Regions from separate parts of the Mus musculus genome. Here all the other regions are linked to region 1. The links are chromatin contacts, found by Hi-C or POLR2A ChIA-PET in ENCODE. All regions are on one chromosome and are shown on one strand. Each heading gives the region's core, a stretch centred on a gene start or an enhancer-like site at or near the end of the contact. The rest is flanking DNA. Distances are from core to core; before and after follow the strand shown.

Region 1 (4,200 bases), core at 735-3,234:
CTAGAGCCTGCCCTGCACCTGAGCCTGCCCATCAGAAGTCAGACTGGATGGATGGAGTGTTTGTGTATACATGCGTGTGTGTGTGTGTGTGTGTGTGTGTGTGTGTTTAATGTGTGTTCACATGTGCACATGTGTGTGTTTATGTATTTGTGTGTGTACTTATGTGTGCACATGTATGTGTGTGTGCATGTGCTGTTTACGAGGCAGCCATTGTTCTGTGAACTCACCCCTGCTGCCCCCTCCCAGAAGGGTTTCATCTCCCTCATCAGCAGCTCTACTGCTGAGTCCCTGATCCACCCCTCCCTCAGCCCTGGCACCCAGTGTCCCGCCTCCCATCTGCATGTGACAGCTGCAGCTGCCTCCCACGGGGCCTCTTGCCATCTGGGGGGCTGGCTGCTTCTTAGCTGAGTCTCTGTGTGTCACAGCTTGTGGCACAACTCCCTTCTCTCCCCCGTTTCTTCGTGTCTTAAATAGATTTTCTTTTTTCAGAGCATTGGGGACCTGCAGCAGGGAGCCAGCCAAGCCGAGGGAGAGGGAGGCTCCTAAGGGACCCAATATGTGTGGCAGCAGGGGTGGGGGGGGTATGTGTGCGGGTGGTGGGGGGAGAGGAGAAAGGAAGAAGACTACAGATTAAGTCCATCAGGTGCAAAGGTCCTGTGGTCAGAGACTTGCTCATAGAGACAGAAGGCTAGGAAGCAGGAAGGCCAGGGGTCTCAGGATGAGCCTCAACTCAGTCATATCAGCTACCGGCCCTGGGCACAGAGGCCTCACAGGGGAATAGAAGACAAGTGGGTCTTCTCTTCCTCCCAGGGAAAGACATGAGAACAGGCTCTACTCCCAGCCTGGCCTCATCACTATCCTCAGAGCAAAATATGACAGTCCTGTGTGATCTGAGGCTCAGGTAAGTTCTGAAACGGACTGAGCATCTCGAAGCGCCTAGCCCTGGCTGGGGAGCCGATTTGGAGCCAGCTAGGAGGCACACTGCATTCAGGTTCCACTTCCTGGATCCTTCTTGGCCACATAGAAGGTCACACCAGGGGGCCAGCCGCCTTCCTGACCCCACTGCTCAATTGTACTTTGTATCTGCTGTCTGCTCGGATCTGAGTCTCTCCCGGTGCCTGGCCCACTGTGGATGTAAGTGCCCACATTTGGTAGACAGTCAGAGAGACCCTGCTGTGTGTTAGTTCTGAGCTGGTGACAGGCCACAATCCTGAGCCAGCCTGGAAAAATGCAGAGTGGGAGGCTGGGGGGGGGGGGGGCGCCGAGGGACCTCCAGCTGCCAGCAGCAGCAGATCTGATTTTGCCTGCACTTGCAAAGAAGTGAGCACCAGCCAGGAGCAGCTCAGGGTGTGGAGCAGCCTAGGCAGAGGTCCCGAGGCAGGGCTGCCTCCAAAAACCAGTGGAAGCCATCAGGAAGGCAGATGTGAAGGGCAAAAGGGGTCACCCGTGTGTGTGTGTGGGGGGGGGGGGAGTGTATCACTGGCGTGAGAGGAAGGGCGCCACTGGCATGAGGGGAGGGCAACCGGGATCTTCGCTCTAAGGAAGGTGGGAGTCACAGGAGGAGAGTAGATGCTTTGGGCTGTAACAGATTTAACAGACTGCTGCTGCTTAAGAGATGAAGCTGGTAGGGGAAGGCGTGGCCACTGGAAACCCAGAGGACTGGATTAGTGCACAGGGTCCAGGCAACAAAGGTGGCTGGAACCAGGAACTGTGATCCTCGCTAATGAAATGGTTGCAGAACAGGCTGGGGGCGGGGGTGGGGGGGGGGTGGAGGGAGAAGCAGCCAGGGGTGACCCTGAGTCCTTAGTCCGGCATAGACAGATGGTTCAGCTTGGCAGAGATGTGAAATGCCAAGAAGGGGGCCTGAGGCCCATCTCCAGCAGCGGTAAGTTCAAGATGCCGTGAGCCATCTGCCACTCCATGGCGGCAGCGTTGAGTTCCCTCCTGGGACCCCCGCTGCAGGAAACAGGATGCGCTGTCTGCCTGGAGAATCCAGAACCTTTGCTCATCTCGGCTCGCCTCGGGCGCTCTGGCTCCTCTGGGGATTAGGCGAGCCAACCCGATCTTTCTCTGAGCTCAGCAGCTCTGCCTCTGCCTTACGCCGTGGGGAGGCTGGCGTCATAAATGAGCCACTGTGATCCCCAGCCTCAGATGTGTCTCCTGGAGCGGCTCAGACAATAGACGGGATTTGGATGAGCTCACGCTGTGGCGGGCACCTTAGACGCGCCATGAATCACGACACGGGACAGGAAGCCACAGTGATCTCAGTCCCTAAGAGGGAATAAGAGAGGCCCCTAGGCCCCTCCTGCCCCAAATTACCATTCTGTGTGCAAGCAGGGTGGTGCACTCAGGGCGCGCGCATACTGGCTTGTGTTCATGTGGTGTGTGTGTGTGTGTGTGTGTGTGTGTGTGTGTGTGTCCCAGATTTAGAGTAAAAGGAGAGATGAAGGTTGTTTCTGTTTTATTTTGAAACATGTAGCCCTGGCTGACTTGGAACTTGCTCTGCACACCAGGCTTGGAACTCTGAGTTCTATCTCCTATCTCTGCTTCCTGAATCCTGGGCTTAAAGGTGTGTGCCACCACGGTCAGCAAGTGAAGGTTTTCTTGAGGACATGAGGAAGATGTCATTGTTGCAGGTCCCTGAGCAAAGTACCTGGCCTCTCTGGGTTTCTTTCTTTATCCCACAGTAGGTAAGGATAACAATTACTAAAGATGCTGAGATGAACCACTCCCTTCTGATGCTCAGAACAGGGTGGTGTACCATTTTAAGAATGGGTATGGTGGCCGGGTGTGGTGGCACACGCCTTTAATCCCAGCACTCGGGAGGCAGAGGCAGGCGAATTTCTGAGTTCAAGGCCAGCCTGATCTACAGAGTGAGTTCCAGGACAGTCAGGGCTATACAGAGAAACCCTGTCTCAAAAAAAAAGAAAGAAAGAAAGAAAGAAAGAAAGAAAGAAAGAAAGAAAGAAAGAAAGAAAGAAAGAGAGAGAGAAAAGAGAAGAGAAGAGAAAAGAAAAGAAAAGAAAAGAAAAGAAAAGAAAAGAAAAGAAAAGAAAAGAAAAGAAAAGAATGGGTATGGTTGGGTGTGGTGAGTCATGCCTATAATCCCAGCACTTGGGAGGCGAAGGCAGGAAGGTTGTAGGTTTGAGGCTAGTCTGAGCTATGACGCAAGACTGGAGTTAGGGGTGGGGGTGGGGGAGAGACATAAGATTTAGTCAGGTTCACATGCCGTGTGTGTGTGTGTGTGTGTGTGTGTGTGTGTGTGTGTGTGTGTGTATGAGTGGTTGGGTGTATAGTGTGCATGTGTATAAGCATTTGATATACAGATGTGACACGGGTACCTTCTTCCATTGCTCTGTATTGAATATGTTGAGATAGGATCTCCAATTTGAACCCAGAGCTCACGGATCCCAGAGCTTGCTCTGAAAACCACGCAGCTCCACCTCTGACTGCTGGGATTATACAGGGGAGCTGCCAGCACACATGTCAGGCTTTTACCTGGGTCCCGGGGATCTGAACTACCTGCCTCATAATGACATGCTGCCTGAGGAGCTGTCTTCTCGCTCCATGTGTCCCTTAACAATAGTCACTGCTCAGTCTATCAAGGGCTGAGATTTACGGATTTCCATTTGTTACGGAAGCAAAACACACCTTCTCCTGACTGAGCTCAAGATGAGGGAGGAGCTATGTGGTCTGCAGCCGGGTGCACGGCATAGCGGGAGGGGGAGTTTTGTTTTTGGCCCATGCCCATCACGGAAGGGACTGCTACAGCGAGTGGCTTTGTCTGGGGTGGCAGGAGTGTATACGGCTTCTCTCACCTTAGGGAATCATGACACAAAGAGCTCTGGCCGTAACCAGAAGGGAAGACAACCAAGACCTGCCCACAGAGAACCACTGACTCAGCTAGACCATAGGTCCCCAAGGTTCCACAGCCTCTCACAGTAGCACCCTCAACTGGGGGAGTGGGGGTGGGGAGAGTCCAACGCACAAGTCTGTAGGAAGCAGGCCCAAACCATAACAGATCCATCTCTCAACAGCCACATCTGGATGTCCTGGGGTTGGAGCCACAAGAGGTTCCTAGACGGGGGAGCCCAGGAGATGTCCAGGCTTAGAGTCAGATACCTCATGGAAGCCTCAGCTAAGCCCTGGCTCACCAACACCATCCCTGTTTCCTTAAGATGTCTTTGTACCCACTGAGTC
Region 2 (4,200 bases), core at 1,178-3,677, 170 kb before region 1:
GATGTCTGTCAGCGAGACTGTGCCCTTCCCTTCAGATTCTAACACTCCATACAGCCCAGGGGCGAAGCCTCATTCTGGCAGACAGAGCCCCCTGAACCTGACACTGAAGGAGTTTCCTGTCAGTTCAACACTGTCTCAAGGTGGGCCATGGAAAGTGAGGGTCAGAACTCAAGGAGACAGAAGGCGGTACGGGAGGAATTAGCCTGTACTTCACAGCTGCCCTGTGCTGGGGCATTGTATTCAAGCCACTTGGCTGTGTCTCCCACCTCTACATAGAGGGCTGAGTTGGGGACTCAGATCTGGCTGTGCATGGCATGAGCCACATGGTGTCTCTGCACCCCAGGCTGAGCCTCTGTGGACAGGGGTGACAGCAGGTTGCCCGGTAGGCTGCCCTGGCCAGCGAGTCACTTTTCTGCCTAACAGTGCCTTGGCCTGAATGACCCCATATGTTTGGCCACTCCTGGCTCCCGGGAGACTTGAAGCAGGTACTGGGTCCCTGTGACCAACCACTTCAGGCTGGCAAATCCCCGTCTGCACGTCTGGCTGGTAGCACTGGCCAGCCATACCTGGGGATTACAAGCTTGTTGTAGCCTCCTGGGCAGTTGTGCTTCCTGATGGCCAAAGGCTGCCAGACCCCAACTGTGCCAAGGCCACTGTGATCCCAGGCTGGGGGCAGCATCAATATTTTTAATGTCCCAGCTTAGTCACAAGTAGTGGTGCACACATGTGACCCCAACACCCCAACACCTGGAACGGAGAGGCAGGAAGACTGCAGCAAATTTTAAAAAGGCTGGCCAGGGCTACATGGTAAGATCCTGTCTCAAAACCATCTGAATAAAAATAAAATAAATTCCCAGGTTGTTCCAGCACATTGCAGTCTGGCTGGCAAGTTCTTATCTAAAGGACTTCAGGCTGGACAGCCTGTAGGTTCCAAGGCACCTGGCTTGGCTCTGCCACTGTGTGAGCAAATGGGAATGGCCACATGCCAATAAAGCTTGATTTACAAAGGCAAGTGGGAGGTGGAGTTTGGCCATAGGCTGACTCTAGGCTAACCCGAGGCTCCACATGTTTACCTAGCCCCTTGCAAGTCTGCTGCTAAGATCCTCAGACCACAGTGAGAAACCAGCATGGTTTCTGTATTCCATGGCAGGAAGGATACGGGGAAACGCACGCACGCACGCACGCACGCACGCACGCACGCACGCCCCAGCCTGGAGAGCCACGAGAGGCAGAATGCCACCCTCCCCATGACTCCCACACGTGCAGTATCCAGTGACAACTCATCAGTTACGGGCAAGGTGACCATGTACGTCCCCCACCCCCAGGTCACAGCACTAGGAACACCCTGAAAGGATCCACAGGGAGCTTCAGGTATCTGTTCTTTCTGCTAGGACCCATTTTTTCTTTCAGAAGCCCACGGTAGTAAGGCCAGGTGTCAGCTGACGACATGTATGGGATGAGACTGCTCTCACATCACAGGTCCAGCTTCTTGCTCCTCCCAACAACCCTGACATTACATTGTTCCATAGATGAGAACAAGACACAGAGAGGTAAAGCGATCCATCTAGGGCCACACAGCATTTCCCAGCAGAGCCTACAGCCAGATATCCCCAAAGATAGCCTGCTCAGGGACTCTGGGTTCCTCCGAGTTCGGAGAACTGCCATTCCTACCCTAAACAAACTCTTATTTACAGGGGCGCCGAGACCCCCACAAGTATAGAGAACAACCTGACAGAACATGTTCTGAAGCTGACGTTGTCAGGACTGAGGTGCAGAGGGAGGGCAAAGGTAAAACCTTTGTGGTGGTCTGAATGTGCGTGGCCCATGGGAAGTGGCACTATTAGGAGGTGTGGCCTCATTAAAGGAAGTGTGTCACTGCGAAGGCGGGGCTTTGAGGTCTCATATATGTGCTCAAGTTTGGCCAGGGTGATCCAGACCCTCCTCTTGGCTGCCTTCAGATCAAGACGTTAAACACTCAGATCCTTCTAGAGCACCAGCCTGCCTCAACGCTCCCATGCTCCTGCCATGATGATAATGTACTGAGCCTTTGAAATGGTAAGCCACCTCTAATTAAATGTTGACCCTTATAAAAGTTGCTTTGGTCATGAGTCTCTTCACAGCAATAAAACCCTAAGAGAACCTTCAAAAGGCACAAATGGCCCTGTGTGGCCTTGAGTCACTGAGACCCTCCGGATGAGGAAGCAGGCCCAGTAGGACCCAGCCCCTGCACTGGGTCTTCAGGGCTCTATGGAGGACAAGATCAAGGGAAGGGATTGGGGAGCCCCTGGATTCCATCCCAAACTTAAATAAACAAAGGAGAACCTGCGAGTGCACAGCCACCCTGACTAATACACTCAGACACTCGCTCATTCAATAAACACTGTACTACCAAGGACCGACAAACACCCCACAAGTGAGTTGCAAGAGCTTCCTGTGTGGAGAAGGGGAGAGGTTGGCTGGGTGGAGGCCAACAGGGCTGGGGGTCAGAGTGGAGCAACACAGCCTGCAGCTGGTGGTACGGCTTCATGCCTGCTCTGTGTCTCTCCCAGGGACACATAGCAAGGAATGCAGGCTCAGCCCTCAGCAGAGGTGTGTTGGAGTTCCCTGAGAGTGTGGAACAACAAGAGCCCATAAAGCCTGGGCACACTGTCATTAACAGAGAGCAGGGCTTTCTGTTGTTATGAGGTAAGGAGGGTCTCACTATGCCACCCTGGTTAGCCTGGAGCTCAATATATAATCCAGACCGGCCTCAAACCCAAAGAGAACTTCCTGCCTTTATCAAACCCAAAGAGAACTTCCTGCCTTTGCTGCCCGGGTGCTGGGACTAAAGGTGTGTGCCACCATGCCAGGCCAGAGATCAGCTTTTAAACAGACATCAGGGGCTGAGTCATGTGGTGCCTCTCCAAGGGGCAGCTGCATGGCCGCTGTGGTCCAGGCAGCCTAGACTGTGAAGTCATTCCCACTGCTTGATGGTGGAGCAGGAACAGGATATAGTGTGTGCTTCTGCAACCCTGAGGCTTGAGTCAGAGTTGGCAGGAGTAAGAATTTACATGACAGCAGTAGCACTTCATACACACCATGGTGGCTCCCAGCATTAACTGATAGCGCTTTCCCGAGCTGCTCTGGTGTGGAGACACTTCTACTGAGTACCGTGAGACACACGCCCAGGAGTCCGTTCATGGTGGCCAATGGCTTGTCTACTTATTAATTCACAGAACTTAGGACTGAGCCCTTGGCTTTGGCACACGCTAGCCAAGGGTCGTACCCCTGAGCTGCACCACTAATCCCAAGGCCCCATTTTAAATCCTCAACTGGGGGCTGGGGGAGCTCAGCAGGTGTGCTGGCTAGTTTAATGTCAAACTGACATAAGTTAGAGTCATTTATGTAGAGGGAATCTCCGCTGAGAAAATACCCTCATCAGTTTGTGGGCAAGCCTGTGGTCCATTTTCTTAGTTGACAGTGATATGGAAGGTTGCTCGTGTGCATGCTCTCTCCCTCTCCCTCTCCCTCTCCCTCTCCCTCTCCCTCATACACACACACACACACACACACACACACACACACACACACACACACCTTGCCCTGCCTCCAGAATAAGCACACGGGACATCCAGGCTGGACCTACCTCCACATGTTAGCTTGCTCCTGCCTCCCTCCTGCTCTCAGATAGAGGCGACCGAAGAAGAGTCCCTTCCTCTGACCTTTGCACCCGCTGTGTCTTTTGCCTGGTCAGTTCCTTCTTATTGCTCATCTGTTCCTTCAAGGGATCAGAGCCCTGAAAGCTACTCTTGATCACATGGCCCCCAGGACTTCAGCAGTCCTCCACAAGTGGCTGTCCAGGGACCTCAGTTGTCTCATTACAGTGAAGCCATGCTGACCTTTGATGAGCCTTTGCTGACGGGTGGCTCCCAGTGCTACTGATCTAGTTAGCCGTAAATAGCATTTAGGAGCACCGGGGTGATATCTGTCTCAGGAAAGTGATGGACTATGTCCAGCAGCACCCACACTTCCCACCTTAAGGCAGTTTGGGTGGTTGGGGGAGCTGGGTCCCCTGTGCTGTGTATCCTGGCCCAGTCTTGAACCTTTCTCGTTTCCCATGGAAGTGATGCAGCTCCTTCCAGCCGTAGGGTCCAGCCTCTCCTGCCTCCTGGGCTCCCTCCCCAGCTGCCAGCCCTGAGTAGGGTCCCACAAGGCATGTCT
Region 3 (4,200 bases), core at 925-3,424, 140 kb after region 1:
TCTTTCTGGATGTTGTAGTCTGACAGGGTGCGGCCATCTTCCAGCTGCTTGCCTGCAAAGATCAGCCTCTGCTGGTCAGGGGGGATGCCCTCCTTGTCCTGGATCTTTGCCTTGACATTCTCTATGGTGTCACTGGGCTCGACCTCCAGGGTGATGGTCTTGCCTGTCAGGGTCTTCACAAAGATCTGCATGCCACCTCTGAGGCGAAGGACCAGGTGCAGGGTGGACTCTTTCTGGATGTTGTAGTCTGACAGGGTGCGGCCATCTTCCAGCTGCTTGCCTGCAAAGATCAGCCTCTGCTGGTCAGGGGGGATGCCCTCCTTGTCCTGGATCTTTGCCTTGACATTCTCAATGGTGTCACTGGGCTCGACCTCCAGGGTGATGGTCTTACCAGTTAAGGTTTTCACAAAGATCTGCATCGTCTGTCACAAAATATACAAAACAATTCACAGGTCAGGAATGACACAAATATTTGTGGGATGGCATCAACATTTGTCAACTGGATGCTATAAGTCTAAATAGCAAGGTCTATCTACACAGATTCTGTCTTGAATCCAATCCCCCCACCCCGAAAAACCATCAAGAAAATAAGATTGTTGACTAACAAAGTTAAGAAACCTCGGCATGGTGAGTCTTTTTGTATTACCAAATTTACAGGATGGAGACTTCAGTATACCAACAGCTGAAAGTCAATTTCTGTCTATTTGAACAGTTTGCAGAAAAGCCTGACCTCTGGGAGGTTATGAAACCACAGCAGTCCCGGATTCAGTTTCAGAATGGTAATATAGCAAGTTACTACTGCAAAACTAAGTCTGAGCCCATGCCTATCGCTGACCTCAGCACTGGGGACACTGAGGTGGGCAGATCTCTAACTGGAAGGTCAGCCAGAGACAGTGTAATCCTGCCTCAACTCTCCTTCCCCCAAAAGAACACCAAACTTTTGTCTGAACGATTAAAATTAGTCTGGAGTGGTGGTACTGGCCTTGGACCTCATCACATGGGGTGGTAGAGGCAGAGATTTTGACAGTTTAAAAAAAAACACCCTTGTCGCAGGACAATGGTGGTGCCTTTCGTCCCAACACTTGGGAGGCAGAGGCAGGAGGATTTCTGGGTTCGAGGCCAGCCTGATCTACAGAGTGAGATGCGGGACAGCCAGGACTACATAGAGAAACCGTCTCGAACCCCCCCCCCAAAAGTTTCAGTAGTCATAGTTGTACAGCGACATTCTTAAAACGAAACAGGACAAGAATGGCTCACATTTCCCCTCTGAATTTCCGGTTCCTGTTTACTCTGGAGAGGCTACCGGAGGCCGAGACCCAAACCCTGTCCTACAACCGAGGGAAAGCTAAAGTCAAGATAGTGACGTCACTATCCATTAGGAGGCCACGCAACCCGCGACGTCACAGGGGGCGGCAGGCCAGGCAGGCTGAACCGCCGCCCAACCCCCTTCCGGTCTCGATCGCACTTCCGTCTTTCAGCAAACGAACGGACGAACGCCGGGCCAATCGACCTCTCGGGCCAGCCCAATATCCACGGCTCTCACAGCAGAGGCTCCTACGGCGCGCAACCCTAATTCAGTCCCCACCCCACAGTCTCCGACGTCCCCGGCTTAACCGGAGGGCAGCGGCCTCGCGGGCCTTTTTCCTCCCCCAACCTCGTCCTGCGCGTCAGAGCCCCGCGTCTTCCCCCTCAGGCTTCCATCTGGCCGCCATCTTGCCGCCCAGTCCTCTGCCTCGGGGCAGCCGCGGTCCGCGCGGGCCACGGAAACCAAACGTCTGGGCCGCGGGGCTGCCTCTCGCCCCGTCTCGCCTCCAGCCTCCCGTCCCCGACCGGGTGCGGCGGCTTTCTCCTCACCAGCGGTGGTGGCGGCAGTCCTCACACAGCAGACGGAACTCGCAGTCTCCACGGAACTAGCTGCGGCACGCCCGGCGTCTCTTTATATAGTCACCGAAGCCCCGCCCCCCCCCTTCCGCGCGGTCCCTCCGCGGGCAATGCGGTCAGGGACTACTTTGTAACGCCGGGTCCAGTCTCGGCAGCGAAAGCGACAGGCTAAAACTATCAAGGTACCTCTCTCACGGAGTTGTTTCACGGTGGCGTCCAGAGATTGAGGGGCTTTGTGTGGGAGGGCAGGGCTGTGACCTCGGGCGACTCCGCGGAGGGATCAGCGCGCGTGAGACGATCGGCACGAAAACACGGCTGGGATCACTGAGGCCGGAGCGGGCCTTGGCGCAGGCGCCCTGCGGCTTCGCGGCCTGGCGCCCCTAGTCAGGCCACCACCCCCCACCCCCCCTGTTTTCTTTCCGCGCTAGGGGGACCCAGGGCTTTGGCTCCTGTCACACTGGGATCCCATTGGTGACCTCGCCTCCTCAATCCCCTCATCCCCGGCGGGTCACTATGCCCAGCCCTCACTGTTTTGGCACAGTGACAGGGTGGATGACTGTGCAAATCTCCTAACAAGGAAAATGACAAAGGGTTTTTAATAAATTTAAAAAAAAAAAATACGAAGGAGGGAATCTCTCCCCGATTTGGAAAAACGAATCTGAGTTTGTCAAGGAAAGCAGACAGTCTACACAGTTCTTGAAAACTGTTGGCATTAGATCTGAAGCCCAGCAGAACCTGATCTTTCCAGATTTTTCCTAAACCTTGTGTCCTTGGATTCGAGAAGGTTCTATGTTTTCTATGTGCTTGTCACTAAGTAAAGGTCAAAATTTCCAAATGTTGTTCATATTTGTTGTTCATATTCTGAGACTGAACCCACTGAAGCCCTGATTTTTAAATTTTTGTTGTTCAGATGGGGGTTTCTCTGTGTAGCCCTGCCTGTCCTGGAATATGCTATGTAGACCAGGCTGGTCTCAAGTTTATATAGGTCCTCCTGCCTCTGCCTCCCAAGTATGGTCTACAGATCAAGTTCCAGAATGGCCAGGGCTACACTTGACTTGAAAAACCAAAAACCAAACAAAAAACCCCCACAAAAACAAAAAAGCACAAATGTGCACGTGTAGTACAATGTTCAGATTACAGCAAGCATATATCCCACTTATACGAATCAAATTATTCAGGGTTTTTTTTGTTTTGTTTTGTTTTGTTTTTTTTTTTTTGGTTTTTTGAGACAGGGTTTCTCTGTGTAGCCCTGACTGTCCTGGAACTCACTTTGTAGACCAGGCTGGCCCCGAACTCAGAAATCCACCTGCCTCTGCCTCCAAAGTGCTGGGATTAAAGGCCTGCGCCACCACTGCCCAGCTCAGGTTTTTGAAATGTAAGGCCTAAGACCTTAGAAGGTAAGAATTGAATCCCTGATGGGGAGAGATGGCTCCCCAGTAGGAACAGGTCTTTTTCCAGAGTACATGAATTCAATACCCAGCAACCCTGTCAGGCAGCTAGCTTGTGACTCCAGCTTCAGGAGGGTCCAATGTCCCTAGGGACACTTTCACATACATGTGGCACACACTTAGATGGACACACACTATTAAATGCCTTTAATCTCAGCATTTTTTGAGTTTTTTTGAGACAGGGTTCCTATATGTAGCCCTGGCTGCCCTGGGACTCATGACATAGATCAGGCTGGGTTCTAACTTGCAGTTGATACTCCTGCCTCTACCACCCAGACGCTGAGAATTCAGGCCTGTCTGGCTCCCTGGTTTAGGAATTCATAAACATTCAAGATCAGAGGTATTGTTCAAAATATACTTTAACTGCAGGTGTTGTTCAGAATAGACTTAATTTTCTGTGATTTTTTTCCATGAATCGAGGTCATATGCCACTATAAAATTAAAATGTCATTCTCCGGGTTTCTGGGAAGCCACAGTGATTTCTGAGGCAGAGTTCTGGGCAGGTCAGTTCTTTCTAGAATTCAGACAGAAGTTTGAGGAAGGGAAGAAAACACTGAAGTTGGTTCTAAAGTGATTCTGGCTTCCGGCCACACCATGCTATATTTGGCTGTCGCTTTGCTTCAGCCTCGTGATTCCTGGTTCTTGGCTGAGTCACCAGCTTTGTGGCATCAGGTTTTTTTCCAGAGTCTAGAAGATTCAGAGCCAGGCAGCCTTGATTTTAGAAGTAGGGGTGGGGGTAGGGGCGAGGAAGAAGCAAAGCTTGAGCCCTGGACCTGGCCAAGGTGAGCTTGAAAGGAAGAGATCCTCAAGGCTCTGGGGTAAGGAAGAAAGTACCTAGTGTAGAAGAACTACATGACCTAATGTCCAACAA

What was found. Hi-C counts contacts between places; a loop is a spot of excess contacts on that map. ChIA-PET counts read pairs that join two places held with the same protein, here RNA polymerase II (POLR2A).
Region 2: a loop to region 1 is called in a map of Patski, with 2.4 times the contacts of the local background. The contact joins two enhancer-like sites. A Hi-C loop is called at or near these places in 1 of 37 maps with a recorded cell type or tissue (Patski). POLR2A ChIA-PET finds 5 or more read pairs at or near these places in 1 of 5 experiments (Patski).
Region 3: POLR2A ChIA-PET joins it to region 1 with 10 read pairs in Patski. The contact joins the promoter of Ubc here to the enhancer-like site in region 1. POLR2A ChIA-PET finds 5 or more read pairs at or near these places in 2 of 5 experiments (Patski and embryonic stem cell).

What each region holds. Positions count from the first base shown.
Region 1 is chr5:125,243,752-125,247,951 of GRCm38, forward strand. The region is part of intron 2 of Gm32585 (a long non-coding RNA gene); the gene reads right to left. Among named protein-coding and RNA genes, the nearest start is that of Gm32585, 6.6 kb to the right of the region's middle. Within about 2 kb of position 1,985, at least 1 of the 3 ENCODE cell types and tissues checked has a DNase peak (open chromatin) inside an H3K27ac peak, as active enhancers do.
Region 2 is chr5:125,069,649-125,073,848 of GRCm38, forward strand. The region is part of intron 14 of Ncor2 (nuclear receptor co-repressor 2); the gene reads right to left. Among named protein-coding and RNA genes, the nearest start is that of Rflna, 68 kb to the left of the region's middle. Within about 2 kb of position 2,428, at least 1 of the 3 ENCODE cell types and tissues checked has a DNase peak (open chromatin) inside an H3K27ac peak, as active enhancers do.
Region 3 is chr5:125,387,843-125,392,042 of GRCm38, forward strand. It overlaps Ubc (ubiquitin C), which reads right to left and starts at 2,175. Exons shown (of 2, transcript NM_019639.4): 1 at 2,068-2,175; 2 at 1-422. The coding sequence starts at 419.